Regions from separate parts of the Mus musculus genome. Here region 1 is linked to region 2. Evidence: chromatin contacts called from ENCODE Hi-C data. All regions are on one chromosome and are shown on one strand. Each heading gives the region's core, a stretch centred on a gene start or an enhancer-like site at or near the end of the contact. The rest is flanking DNA. Distances are from core to core; before and after follow the strand shown. Region 1 has its middle 5.5 kb from the start of Tekt4. Region 2 holds the start of Cacna1h (calcium channel, voltage-dependent, T type, alpha 1H subunit).

Region 1 (6,784 bases), core at 216-2,715, 34 kb before region 2:
CCTGATCTTCACCTGCAGTATTCAAGTACTGGGCACTGCAGGTAGCTGATGCTCCCATGGAACCCCCAGGCTAATGAGGAAGGCCAGGTCTCAATGTAGGTTCCCCTATGTCAAGATAGACTCCAAGGTAGAGCTTTGACCTTAGTCCCCAGCTTGAGGGGCCAAGACTCGCCAGACACCTTCAGGGATGTGTTGAGCCTTTGTCCCTATCATCCACGGCCTCTAGTCTGACCCTTGGTCCAAAGAAAGAGGCATTTGTGCTCTGAAGGTGACAGGGTGCAGTCCCTCCCAGCCTCTCTCCGCCCAACCCTTTCAGAGAGGAACACCAATCATTGCTGCTGAGGCCATCACAACTATACTCAAAGCTGGGGCTAAGTGGGAAACAGTCAGGTAAAGCCACAGTGAGCACAGACTGAATGGGATGTGTGGGCAGAATGGTGGTGCACTACAGGACTGTATGGAGTGGGGTGGGGTCCTCTCTCATGTTGCCCTTCTTCCTACATTGCAGTTACAGTGGGAAAATTGAGTCGGGGCGGGGGGGAAGGGCTTGTGAAAGTTCCCACATCACAGCTGCAGCATGATGGGGCTAGAAGTGCTAGCTCCATGGACTCTGCCTGTGTCCCCAAGAACCAGACCCCACCACACTGGACAGCCCTGCAGGATGCCTGGGAAACAGAGGGGCATCAGGACTGACCAAGAGTACAGCTGTCCCCTGCACAGATTTTTTTTTTTACAAACTCTAGACATCACAAGTGGGACGGACATGGGCAAAAGGGTCCCTTTCTTTTGAGTCTAGCCAGCAGCTCCCCAAGGCCAGAGGAGATTCCCTAGCGCTAGCCCCAATCGGCAAGGTTCTAAATGGGAGGGAAGCCATGCAGTCTCATAGACTCTACCCAGAACAGGCACAGCCTGCAGGCCCCAGGCTGAGACGGGCCCAAGGTCACGCTGACAGGACAGGGCCAACAAAGGAGAGACTGCCATCTGGCCACCTCCTATCCTGCGTGAAGTGACAACCCAAGGAGCCACCCTGGCTGGTGCAGACCCAGTGACAGGAGCAGTGGGAGGCACAGCCACATCTCTCCCCAGGCCAGTGGGACACTTTAATTACAGAAGGATCCAAAGCTCTTAGGCATCCCTGAGCCAAGGCTGCAGCGGGCAACAAGCAGGAAGGAGGAGCCAGCCAAGGACTTCCCGGAAGAAGAATCCTGGAGTCCAAGCATTGAAGAGCAATTTGGATAAAGATAGGAAAGAGCTGTGCAGGATATTAGGGGCGACCCCCTCCTCTGATGACTCCCAGGGCCATTGTGAAAGCCCTGTTTCCCATCCGTCATCAGGCCCTAGAAGATAAGACAACGCAAGAAGATGTGGCGTGGACACAGGCTGACAGAGGGCTGAGCCCAGTGGTCTGGCCTCAGAGGTAGGCACTGGGCATGAGCCTCTCCACTTGGCAAGGCAGGACCAGGCAGCTGATGGGCCAATGACTCACTCCCACTTGACCCTTGCCTCTCCCCAAACAGTGAGCACAAGGGACTCTGCCTTCCTGGGCAAGAGTGGGGCAAGACTCAGACAGGGAACTCTGAGAAAAGGCACGTGTGACTCAGGCTACCTGCCTGAAGGTGGCTAGCTGTGTGTCGTTGTCCAGAAAGCTGTGTCCACCTCAAGGACCCAGAGTTTCTCAGCCTGACACTTACAGTGTCCCCAGCCTCATGGGTGTAGTTTGCTTGAGAGGCTTCCCAGCCATAACACCAAGACTGTGAAAACAGACATTTCTCTAAATGTCCCTAAGATTGTCTCAGTCAGTCTAGCACTTGCCCCACAATCACAAGGACCCCAGGCTGGGTTTTCAACACCTCTGTAAAGAATGGGTGTGGCTGCACGCACCTCTAATCCCAGAGCTGGGAAGATGGATGCGGGAAGACCCCTGGGGCTTGATGGACAGCTAGCTTAGCCAATCTTCAAACTCCAGGTTCAGTTAGAGACTGTCTCGAATAATAATAACAACAACAACAACAACAATAATAATAATAATAATAATAAAAGCTATTGAGGATATCGAGAGGCCAGTCACTGTCCTCCACACATGTGTGCATACACATGCAAGCGAGCACACTTACATGTATACACCATATGTACACACATCTCCAAAACCATGCATGGCTTTGAAACTATAGAAAAGAAACTCTTGCTGGGTCTGATGGTGTTTGCCTAGAATCCCAGCTACTGGAAAGAGCAGGAAGATCGCAAGTTCAAGTTAAAGATTGTCTCAATATGAAAAGCAAAAGAAGGCTGGAATGTAGTCGGCAGAGCACTGTCCAGCAAGGACAAGAGCTGAGTTCTGTCCCGAGTACTACCAGAGCAGAACAAACCCCTAATAAATAAAAACAGAGAAATGAAGCCGTGCTTCAGTGAGGGGCTTTGAGTTACACCTTTCCATGCTTTAAACAGATCAACCACCTCTACACTCACCAAATAGGAAAAACAACAACATCTCAGAAACCCAGTATGGACATGATGTCTTTCCTGAGCATCTCGGCAGGTCATCTAGCTCTTTAGGCAAGATGCACGGGGGCTGCCCAGCCACTGAGTGATGCTAGGCTTTGAAATACAGCCATAGGAAATGACACCAAATCAAGGAAGGAGGCTCAAAAAAGACAAGCAACAACCATTTGTAGCAAGCTTTGTCCCAGAAACATCATCACCAGGAAAAGAGCAGGGACCTGTTCCTAATGGGAAGGCAAACAGCACCACAGTGAGAACTCCTCCCCAAGGACAATGTATCTGGGATCAGAGATACACATTCAAAATACAGGAGTCACATATACAGGGAAACAGCACCACAGAGAGGACTCCTCTCCAAGGACACAGTGTATCTGGGATCAGAGATACACATTTAAATACACAGAGGCACATAGAGGGCAGAGGTGGACCGGGTGCTGGAGTCCTGGCTGAGTTTCCTGCAGGGGGTGAGCCTGTCATTACTGCAGGGACACAGGCAGCTACTTATCAGAATGTCATGGTGGAACCAGCCAGGGACAGGAGAGACACAAAGTTGACACCCAGGAGAATTTGAGGTTTCAAATACCAAGCCAACGGGAGGCCTTGCCTGGCATCAACCTTGGGAGCTGGGAAGAGGTTGGCCAGCCAGGAAAGACACTGCCATCCTGAAGAGGAAGAGGTGGTTTCAGGGAGGACTTGCCCTGATTTCCCTCAGAAAAAGGCCTTTGGGTTCCCTATAGGACAGCGAGGACTCCTAGGGAGGAGCATCACCCTGGCTGGCCCCAACTACCCATTCAACCAGGAGGAGCCTATGGAATGTACAGAAGCCTGGACCTAATGACAGGGCTGGAGGACCGGATCTGACATTCATGCACCCTCATCAGGGGCTTCCTGTGCTGGGGAACCAGGGGGAAACACAGCCCTATGGGTGTAGCTGCCTCATCCCTGACCATCCCCAACAGGCCTGTATGACAGTGCCCAGGGCCTACTGCCTTTGAGAACAGCCAAATCCCCACTTTATCAGCTCAGCTTTATCTGAAAAACCTCCTACAATTCCCTGAGAAGAAAATTAAATAGAGGATTTAGCAGAGATTCTGAGTTGGCCTGGGCAGGGCTGGGATGGGTTCGCTCAACGGAGGCTGCTGAGCTGAGTCCTAGAGGGTGGGAAGTACCCAACCTGACCCTGGCTGGCCCTGCAGGCTCAAAGGCCAACGGAAAGGACAACTTCAGCCTGTACTATACAGAGGCCACCAGGATTTCCACTTCTCTTCCCTTCCCTTCCACACTCTAAATGCCTAGATGCAGAAACAGAGGTTCCAAGAGGAAGCGCCATTGGTTTACATAGGACCTACCTGTGTGGCCATACTCCCAGGCACTCCTAAGCATGATTACAGGACTTGCCCCAGGGACAAAGTGTGAGGCTCCCAGGGAGATGGGCATCATAGTCTCCCCCAAAATTCTCAGCCAGAGGGGGGATCTCAGTCCCAGAGAGGTCTCAGTAGCTTTATCACGGGGTAGAAGACTAACAGATAGCAGCTGGTGTCCAGCAAGGGTAGACTCATGCCATGGGCCCTGGAAACTTCTGCATCCTGAGTTCCAGTGAAACTCTAACCCGGTTATGTTCTTCCAGCAATGTCCCCCCGTCTCAGGCTCTGAGACCTACCGGAACTGCATTTCTGGGTGTGCAACAGATGAGGAGGGAGCTGCACTAGAAGATCATCCCAGAAGTTGGGCCTACTTACCATGGGGTGTGTATGCCTCTGGCCTCACCACCCCTCACCCAGGGCTGTAAATCAGAGGCCCATCCACCCCGCTCTCACATCTCCAAGACTCAGAATAGGGACTCTAGGCACCTGGTCACTCCTGCTGGAGGGGCTACAGGTCGGCAAAGGATCACAAAGGACCAGAGGGAGTGCTGGATTCTGTCCCTCTATGGCCCCCAAGCCAAAAAAAAAAAAAAACCCTGTGTTGAGCAGGGAACACAGAGTGGTGTGCTGTGGGTTCCTGGTGATCTCTTCAGGGCTTCCGTTTCCTCTCACGGAAGGGATCCAGGGCTCTGTAGATGAGAGGGCCTGGACGCCCCTGTAGCACCTTAGATACAGGCCTAGGCCACATCTGTGGAACTGGGCTGGGGGGGGGGGAGGGTATCGTTTCAGATAGAGAGGAATCTCATGATGTTTTTTTAAGTCCCCATGAGCACCAGCTCAGAATCTGAGTCTACTCAGCAAAGTGGACTCACGTGGGCCAAGGGGCCTAGGCTGGCCAGAAAAGATACACTGCCTTTAGCAGCTGGGTGAAGTGTTTGCTCCAAGGACCATCTTCCCCATGAACTGGTCTGAGGCTAGCCTACACACACACACACAACACACACACACACACACACACACACACGTATGAGCACATACAAACATACATTGGCTCTGGTCCAGAAGGAGCTGGCAGTCTTTGAAAATCTCCCAGAAGATTTATCTCCTGGATAGGCCAGCAGCACTCAAGATAAAGACTCTCCATTGACCAGGAGGACAGAGTAGTCCCATTCCTGCCTATCACACAAGATCAGCTGGGCCTCGGTTCACGGGTACTTAGGAACCTGGTTCATCCCAGGGCTCGGAGACACAGGACTTGTCAGCACAGCCAGCCACGGTTGCCAAGTGCTGAGGGGCCTGGCCCAGCCTGGAAGGCTTTGGAAGCTCATGGCATTGTCCCAGGATGGACACTATCAGTGAAGTTGTGACCACTGATGTGAAAATAGCCCAAGGCCAATACTTGGTGATTAGTCCAGCCATATGATTCTCTAAAAGCCCTATCTGTATGGGCTCAGGGGACATTGGATCAACAACCCACACTTCTCTGTCGCTTTCCTACCAGCTGTCCTTAGGGGCTTGTCAGATCTCATGTCCTACCATTATACCCTGCCCAGAGAGCTAGACAACGTAGCCACTGGGGTCTCTGGAGAACAGTGGGAAAGTGGGGCACACTTCTGTCCTTAGGCCTAGTAGGGAGAAGAGTGGAACCCATTCATAGTGGCAGTGAACCCATGGCCTCTGGTCCCCTCCATTGTCATGTATTAGTTGTTAGGGACACCCTGATCCAGGCCTCTGGTCAGCCAGCCTGATGTTTCTTCCTAGCAAGTTTCTGCAGCCACCACACTGGCTAGGCATGCCTTTGGTTCCGGCAGGGACAGCAGCCCTGTGACCTTGACATCTTAGCTGAGGAGGATGGGAAACACTGGGAGCTCTCAGCTCCAGGGATGTTAAGAGGCCCTGCATCTTCCAAAAGATGCTGTCGCAGCAGCAGAGCAGATTAGGGCTGTGCTGGGGAGAGATAAGGGGCTGAGGGTCGTTTGGAGGGCAGGCGCTGAGAACAGGCTGGAATGGCAGGGTTCCCCCTACTGTCCTGGCCTCTTCCATTACCCTGGCCCCCCTTTTCCTACCCTCTGGTTCTGCCCTATGAAGAGATGGCAGATAAAGGGGGAAGTACTACCTTGAAGTCAGGACAGCCAGGGATCCCTGCCAAGTGTATCTGAGAGTGGTCAGGTCCATGAATTATGTTGGTCCAGGAGCCTAGCCCAGCTCTTTTCTGCCCACCACCCAGGGACAGAAATAGACAAGAGGGTCTGGGCCCCACCCATCACTTAGTCCAAAGAGCCCCTGAAAATAGACACGAAGAAAGTCAACTAGACTCACATGCTGTGACCCCAAAGGTCCTCTTGGGAGCCATGACTTCGGCCTAGAGCCACTTAGCAAATGAAACCAGAAGCACTCAAAGTCAAGTCTCTACTAGGAGGGAGAAAACTACCCATTAAGTGCAGAAGAAAACAGCAGGCCACTGGACCAATCTCTGCCCTCCTGGCCAGTCGGTCCACACCACCCAGTCCCCATTCACATCCTCATTGCCCGGTTCCATTCTGGCCTCCAGGCATCTGACCTTGACTTTCACACAGGAGCCCCTTCCCTGCACTCCTTCCTTCCACAGAGCCAGCCTGAGCCCCGGTCTTGGACTCCACAGTGTTCTCATGTACTAGGTACTCACTGGCCATCAACATTAAAGGCAGCAGTGGGCTGCCTTAACCCCCAGCTCCACACAGGGCCTCACTTTCTACTTGACATGTCCTCGAGCCACGGACTAAGCTAACATCCACCCTCACAAGGGCAGGGAGGCCCCTGCACTCACTGGTTAAATGCGGATATGGCCTCATAAACAGCAAGTCGGGATGGGGAGGGCCTCTCAGCACCAGAACAGGGCTAGGGTGAAGGGTGGAGCTACCACAGAGGCTCGGGGGGTGTGG
Region 2 (6,839 bases), core at 7-2,506:
ACCGACAGGCAGAGGACATGGTTCTTGTTCTCCACCTCCTTCCCCAGGCTGTGCCCTTCCCAGGCTCAGTGGTGAAATCCTCTTAGAATCCCAGAACCACATATGGGAAACTCCACTTCTCTGCAGCTCACCCTGCCAGGGCTCCATCCAGGTCTGAGGTTGCTATGTTGCTCTGGCCCTCCAAAGAGCCCAGCTACCCCAGGGCAGAGGGAGGCTGCTCTTTGTCTAGGACAGGAATGGTTTTCCCCAATAACAGGGCCTGAAGGTGAAAGAGCCCCTTGTTGGTTGAAATTTAAGTGGATGTACACCTAAGAGCTGGAATTTTATGGCCCTAGTGTGGTAATTGTGAGAAAGTAAAAAAATCCCTGCATACCTCCAGCGGGAGAGGGGGGGAACAGCCCCTCTGCTCATGCCTTCATGGGACAAGGGTCATGCAACCACTGGAGTATGAAAGGAGATTCAGCGACATGCTCAGGATATACCCTCTGTGTGCCTTGGCGGGTGCTGGGAGGCCCCGCTCGGCTTGTACTCCTTCTCGAGGTTCTTCCAAGAGCCCCAGTCCCCAGGAGAAGGGGGAGGGGGATGGGCACCGGCAAGTTTGCGGAAACTGGGAGGAGTGTGGGGGAGCTGCGTACCAGAGTACCCGGACTGCCCCAGGACAATTGGTGTCGCGTCGCGCAACGCGCCCCACGTCGCCCACGCGCCCCAAAGACACTGGCGCCCCGGCACACCCAAGACACACGCGGTGGGGGAAGGGCACGCGCCTCGCGGGCATGGTCACGGCGTGCCTCCCACGCCTGCTGAGCCCCGCCCCCTAGCCGACCCTAGCAGTGAAGAGAAGGGGCGGCGCGCGAGAAAAGGAGGGGGTCCCCGCCGGCTCCGCGCCCCCGCAGTGGGGGTGGGGAAGGACGTTGGCGCCGCTTCCCCCGCCCCTCGTCCAAGCATCCCTGCGAGCGCCCCCTGCTGCCGTGCTCTCCCGCGAGACAGTATGGGGCGGGAGGAGAGGTCGGGGAGGGGGGCGCGGACCGGGTTCGCCCAGTCCTGGACTTGGGGCTGGCGGCGTACCGGCACGGAGAAACACGGACCAAGGGATGTTGTGGGATAGCTTACGTCTGGGTGGGGGCGGGCCGGGCTGATGACCCCCGCCCACTCTCCGTCCCTATCTCGGTCCCTGAGGGTCGCCCCCTGCCCGCCCCGGCCGCGTTGGCCCCGCCCCATGGGCCGCCCCCGCCGCCCCGCCTCCCCGCCACTGCTCACTCCGAAGTTTCCTGCGCTGTGCGCGGACGGGCTCCAGGGCTCGCTCGCTCCCTCTCTGGCTCGGCCGCGCCCCCGGCCCGTGCCTGCGGTCCGCGCCCGCCCCGCCGTGCATTTAGCGGTTTTCCGCATCGGGACACCGTTGCTGCTGCTGGGCGGGCCGGAGCTAGAGCTTCCGCGAGAGCTGGTGCCGGGTGGGCCGGGGGCGCGGGCCGAGGAGGCGATACTGGCCCAGCTCCGGGCTCTGGACTGGGTCCCCAGTGACAGCGCCGCCCGGGCTATGCCCACAGGGACGCCGCTGGCCACCGGAGCGAGGTGAGATGCGGAGGGTACGCGCGCTTACTGCGCGCCTGGGACCCTTTGAACTTGAGCTCTATGGGCTCGGAGCCCCTAGGGCTCCCGCAACCCTTCGCCTCGGCCTTGGGGGTGGGGCTGCCAGGCTTTGCTGGCGGGAGGGGGCGGGGGGCGCACTTGTCTCTAATAAGGAGAGACAAAGACATCCCGGCGGCCGCGGCTGTTCCCGCAGCTCCGCTCCGCCTGAGGCGGGGCGGGGGCGTCGTTCCTGGGCCAGGGTCACCGCCTGCCCCTCTCTCCGCAGGTGCTGCCCTCTGCCACCATGACCGAGGGCACGCTGGCAGCGGACGAGGTCCGGGTGCCCCTGGGCGCTTCGCCTTCGGCTCCTGCAGCGCCGGTGAGGGCTTCCCCAGCGAGCCCTGGGGTGCCGGGGCGCGAGGAGCAGCGAGGATCCGGGTCGAGCGTGTTGGCTCCCGAGAGCCCAGGGACCGAGTGTGGTGCGGACCTGGGCGCCGACGAGGAACAGCCCGTCCCATACCCCGCTCTGGCTGCCACAGTCTTCTTCTGCCTCGGGCAAACCACGCGGCCCCGCAGCTGGTGCCTCCGACTGGTTTGTAACCCATATCCTTACAGGGTTGGCAGGGCGCTGGGGACTGGGGTGTGGGACTCCTCTGCGTACGTCCTGTGAACCCGGCTTGTGGGATCCGGCGGGGGCTCTGGGTAGGGGTGCTAGGGCGGCGTTCTTCTCAGAGATGGTAGGGTTAGCCTGTGGAATCTGGGTTCAGAGGCACCTCGGGACGGGAGAGTATGAGCAGAAGCGGCGAGGATGCCGCCGGTGGAAGGAAATGAAAGGTAGTTAACTCCAGGAGTCCTACTGGGGCGGGGGATGGGGGGAAAGATGGGAATCCCCGCCTTCTTAGCTTTCCAAAGGAAACACCTGAGCCTGTGTGAAGACCCTCGCTGGAGTCTGGGGGCCGGAAAGGGAGAAAGTTTCCACCTGCTCATTGGCGCTGTGTGCCGGGCAGGGCTGCTCCCTGGTTCTCCTCGAAGTGACGTTGGTTTGAGAACTCACTTTTCCAGGCTGAAGTCCGTTCAGGGGCTGATTTAAGTCACGCACAGCTGGGTGTGTGTGTGTGTGTGTGTGTGTGTGTGTGCAGGAGGCAGCTAGCTTTGACCCCGAGCCCCTTCACCACAGTTGCCTAGGTCAAAAGGAAGGGATTGTGACTTCTTTTTCTTGGCCCCAAGGCCACAGACTTTCACTGAAGCTTCCAGAACAGGGTTGGGTCAGTACTGGCAACATTTCTGGGGTGCAAAAGAGGCTTTTGGCCCCAGAACAGGTGGCCTTTTAGGGCTCTCCCTGATAGGCTTGATAGTCTCAGAGGAGGGGCTGAAATGATGCCTGGTAGTGCGGCCACCCCCACCCCCAGCAACTGCTCGGAACTGGTCACCAGGGCTGGGTGGGTGGAGGGCCGAGGGGAGTTGACATGGGCCCATAAACACTCTTCAGCGGAGTCCGGGACAGAGGCAAAATGAGCAATGTGTGTATATGTTTCTCTACCTTGTGTGTTTAACTGTATAAATATTAAATACAAAAGAGAAATCTGTACCAAAAAAAGTAATAAAGCCCATGTTTTTTTTCACTCCAATCCAAACACTGGGTGAGTCAGTTTTCTCTGCTTGTAAAGGAGGGTGGTCCAGGGCTGTGCTTGGGCTTCACTGCCTGCTGTCTTTGTCCTTTGCAGTTGATGGTAGTGACTGCCCGTGGTGGGCATCTTCTGGGTTGGCTGGCCCTCTGTGCAGGAGCAGGGTGACCTTGTGTGCCAGCTGTCAGTTTGTCCCCTCTGCGGGATCTAGACTGGGAGGTGACTGGACCACTTGGTTTTGGTGATGAGATTGTATGGCTGGGAATAGTGATGAGCCACCGGGCAGTGCTACTGTGGACCTTGGGGAGGTGGCAAAGACCAGCCCTGTGTTAGTGCCTGAATTTGTTGTTCTCAAGCTGTACAAAATAGGAGAAGAGCGAGTGGACCTAGACTTGGTCTCCTGACAGCCAGGATGTGGCTACACAGGAGTTGGAGGCTGAGCCTGGTTCTCCGGCTGCTGTGTCCCTGGGGACTTCTAACAAGGTTGTTTGTGTTGCTACCTTCAGAGAAGGTGGGGATGGGATGGCTCTCGTAGGTAGACTGAGCCTTCAAGGACTGTAGAGCTAACGTTGCCACCTGGTCTGAGCCGACTGTGTGGTCTAAAGTGGAAGGTGCCCTTGTAGGTCTAAGAGAGACTCGGGTGTTATCAGGCCTGGAATAGAGGGCAGGGGGGTGAGCAGAGCTCTCAGCTGAGGAAGGAAATGCCAGGCTGTCCCTACAGGTAAGAGCACGAAGGGGAGAAAGGTAGATCTTCGCTCTCCAGTACGTCCCTGTCCTGGAGCTGCTGGCAGGTTCCAGGAGGCCTGCCACACCCCCATCTTCTTGCTGTTGTCTGCCTCAACAGTTTGATTCTCCTACTCCTGAAACCCAAGGATTCTGCAGATCCCCAAGCTAGGGAGATGCCATGTGGGGAGAGCTGGTTTTCCAGGTTATTTGGCCTTGTCAGCACTCTTGTATCTGTCCAGTGGGGTGGGTTCATTAGAGCCCTGGCCACATGGGGATGGGTCTGACCCTCAGCAGATGCTAGGCTCTGAAGTAGGGGTGTGAAGCTGGGCCTCAGGGAGATCCTAAAATAAGCTGCACGCCTGGACAGGCGGGGGGATCAGCTTACTGGGGAAGCCCGTGTGGGCCGAGGCTTCCCGAGCTCTTTCTGTTCCTCATTCCTGGGAGGTGGTGGGGGTGGCTTTGTATGAGGCAGGGGAGCCTGGTGATTGGCATGACCAGGATTTTACAAGGACTATGTGGTGCCCTGTGGCTAGAGAGCGTTTCCTGGGCCTCAGTTTCCCCTGCAGGTAGACAGCGTGTCAGCGGGACCTCCTGCCTTTCCCCAGAGCAGGGAAAATCAGATTTGCTCTGAGAAGCAGCTGCTGGCTCCCAGCAGATGCCTGCCAGTCATAGCTGGGCTTCTATTGGCTGTTGGAGCAGAGGGAAGTACTTTCTCCCAGTCTCGGACCTTTCTGGAACTTCATAGTGGAGGTACCAACATAAACGTAGTCCCAGTTCTCCATGGATGGTGTCTCCCATCCCTGTGGCAAAGGAGCCTCCAAGGACAGCCTTTGTCTTTATTGATTTAGTTCCCTCTTTAAAAATACAATCGGGCTGGAACTTTTGGGGAGAGCGCTGTTTCTCCTACACAGGCTTATTTATAGAGGAAGGTGGGTGGGACCCGTGTGTTGTAGCCTGCTCCGCTGGGTTATGTTCTGCCCCGGCTCCCCCACCCCACCCCAGGCTCCTGACCCAGAACTGCCTGCAGTGCAGCTGCCTGCCCCAGCAAGGGAAGGTGGGGCCTCCCAGGGGTGTGAAGCTCGGCAGTGGGCACCCAGCTGGCCTGTGTCAGCAGGGAAAGTGAGCTGTAGGCATTGAGGATCTAGGAGGAAATCTGGGGTGTTCAGAGGTGACAGTCTTTTAGGGGGAATCCCCTTTAACCTCTCTTTTCCCCATAACTGACAAAGAATGAAGGGCATGTCAAGGTCATGGAGGTGAAGGGGAACCCAGCTTGAAAGCTCACACATTTGTTGAACCCCTGGCTAGACAAGCCTAAGTAAGTCTGTATGCCATCTTTTTAAAACGGATGCTTTGCGATGCCAAGGGCAAACTGCTTCAAGGTGGCTGCTGGTACCTGATTCCCCACTGGCATGTATATCCCCAGTGGAGACTTACGGGTACTGGCCTTACGGGTGATGAGACAGCCTTTGCCCTTGCCCTGGCTTTGCCTGAATCCTGTGCTCTGAGAAGTGTCCATCTCTGCTGCTTTAGAACATCCAAACTGGCTCTCAGGGGAACTGTGTTGATTGCTGGGGGTCATTGGGCCTCTAGGGACTCTTGGGCCTGACTTCTGAGCCAGGAGTACTTATAAGTAGCAAAGGCCCCTGTGGCCTTGGCTGGTACTCGGCTTGAGGAATGTTGTGGTCTCTAGAGGATCCTTTGAGGGTTCTCGGTGGGAGTGGTGGCTTCCTCCCTGGCCTCTCCATCTGTAACTGGAGACCTTGCTGAGTCTTTCTCCCACTGTTAACTCTTCGTGACAGCTTCTCTGGACTCTGCCAGACAGAGCCACTGCTGGCTCCGTCCATGTCCACCACTCTGACCCAGTTAGGGTTATGGAATGCGGATCAGCAGTGCTAGCTTCCTGGGTCTTGACAGGCACTCTTACCTACCTAGGGACGTTGGCCCTGCATTTCAGGTGTCAGCCTTCCCTAAGGTCCTCGAGCTGAGCGTTCAGTCAGTGCAGGTCATTGTTGGGAGAAGAGTTGCAGGACAGCTTTTGAAGCTCCTAGCTCACACTTACCAAGTGGGAATCTGGAGCAGGTATTGATTCATGCTTTATCTTGGTGAGGGCACATGGTGGCTCTGGGACTCATTTGTGTACAGGGATGTAGCATCATAACCAAGAGCTGTAGGTGGTGGGATGTTGGGAAGACCCTCAGATGGATGTCTCCCAGAATACGGCTCCCCTAAACTTTCCATTGGAGAGTCATTCATACTTGCATCATGGAGGTGACACATCCATGGGATGTTACCTTTCCAGGCTCATTCCCTCCACAGGATGGACATGATGCCAGTGAGGCTGAGCGTGTCCTGTTGAAGGTCTACAGGGTACACATAGGGATCGGAGGCTTAGTCTAGGACAGGCTCAGCTCTGGTAGGGGCTGTGCCTCCCAGATCTGTTTGTGTGGCTCAGGGATGGCTGTGTAGGGTCAAGGCTACCATACAGTGTCCAGGTGGACTGACAGGCCTGCCCTCCTGATTAAGGCGTCACCTTCCTAACAGACACATCACACATCTGCATCCTGGCACCCTGAGGGAGGTGGCCCCAGGCTCACTTGTGTTGCCAGTGGAGGATGACTCCTTATACTAGGCCTTACCCTGCTTATTCCTAATCACCCTGGCGTTGACCAGACCCAGTGCCCCTTTCTGATAGTCTCAGCACCTCAAGTGAACAGAAGAGCCTGACCATCAGCTACTTGGGGACCATAGCAGACTCCCACCCCTCGTTCTCCATGGAGATCTTCCTTGATAGAGCCCTGTGTTGTGAGGAATTGTGGAGGGAGTGGCCTTGGCTCCGTCATTCAGCAAAGGTCTCCCCAACAGAACCATTTGGGATCCAGCTGTCCTTGTGCCTGTGGCGGATGGGTCTGGACTAGAAGCTGC

What was found. A loop is a pair of places that touch in the nucleus more often than their neighbours do.
Region 1: a map of heart shows a loop between it and region 2 (2.9-fold over the local background). The contact joins the enhancer-like site here to the promoter of Cacna1h in region 2. A Hi-C loop is called at or near these places in 1 of 37 maps with a recorded cell type or tissue (heart).

The regions. Positions count from the first base shown.
Region 1 is chr17:25,462,657-25,469,440 of GRCm38, reverse strand. It overlaps a transcript of Tekt4 not described here. Among named protein-coding and RNA genes, the nearest start is that of Tekt4, 5.5 kb to the left of the region's middle. Within about 2 kb of position 1,465, at least 1 of the 3 ENCODE cell types and tissues checked has a DNase peak (open chromatin) inside an H3K27ac peak, as active enhancers do; it is heart, where a contact is called at or near this core.
Region 2 is chr17:25,428,200-25,435,038 of GRCm38, reverse strand. Cacna1h (calcium channel, voltage-dependent, T type, alpha 1H subunit) reads left to right here and starts at 1,256. Exons shown (of 35, transcript NM_021415.4): 1 at 1,256-1,569; 2 at 1,853-2,169. The coding sequence starts at 1,871.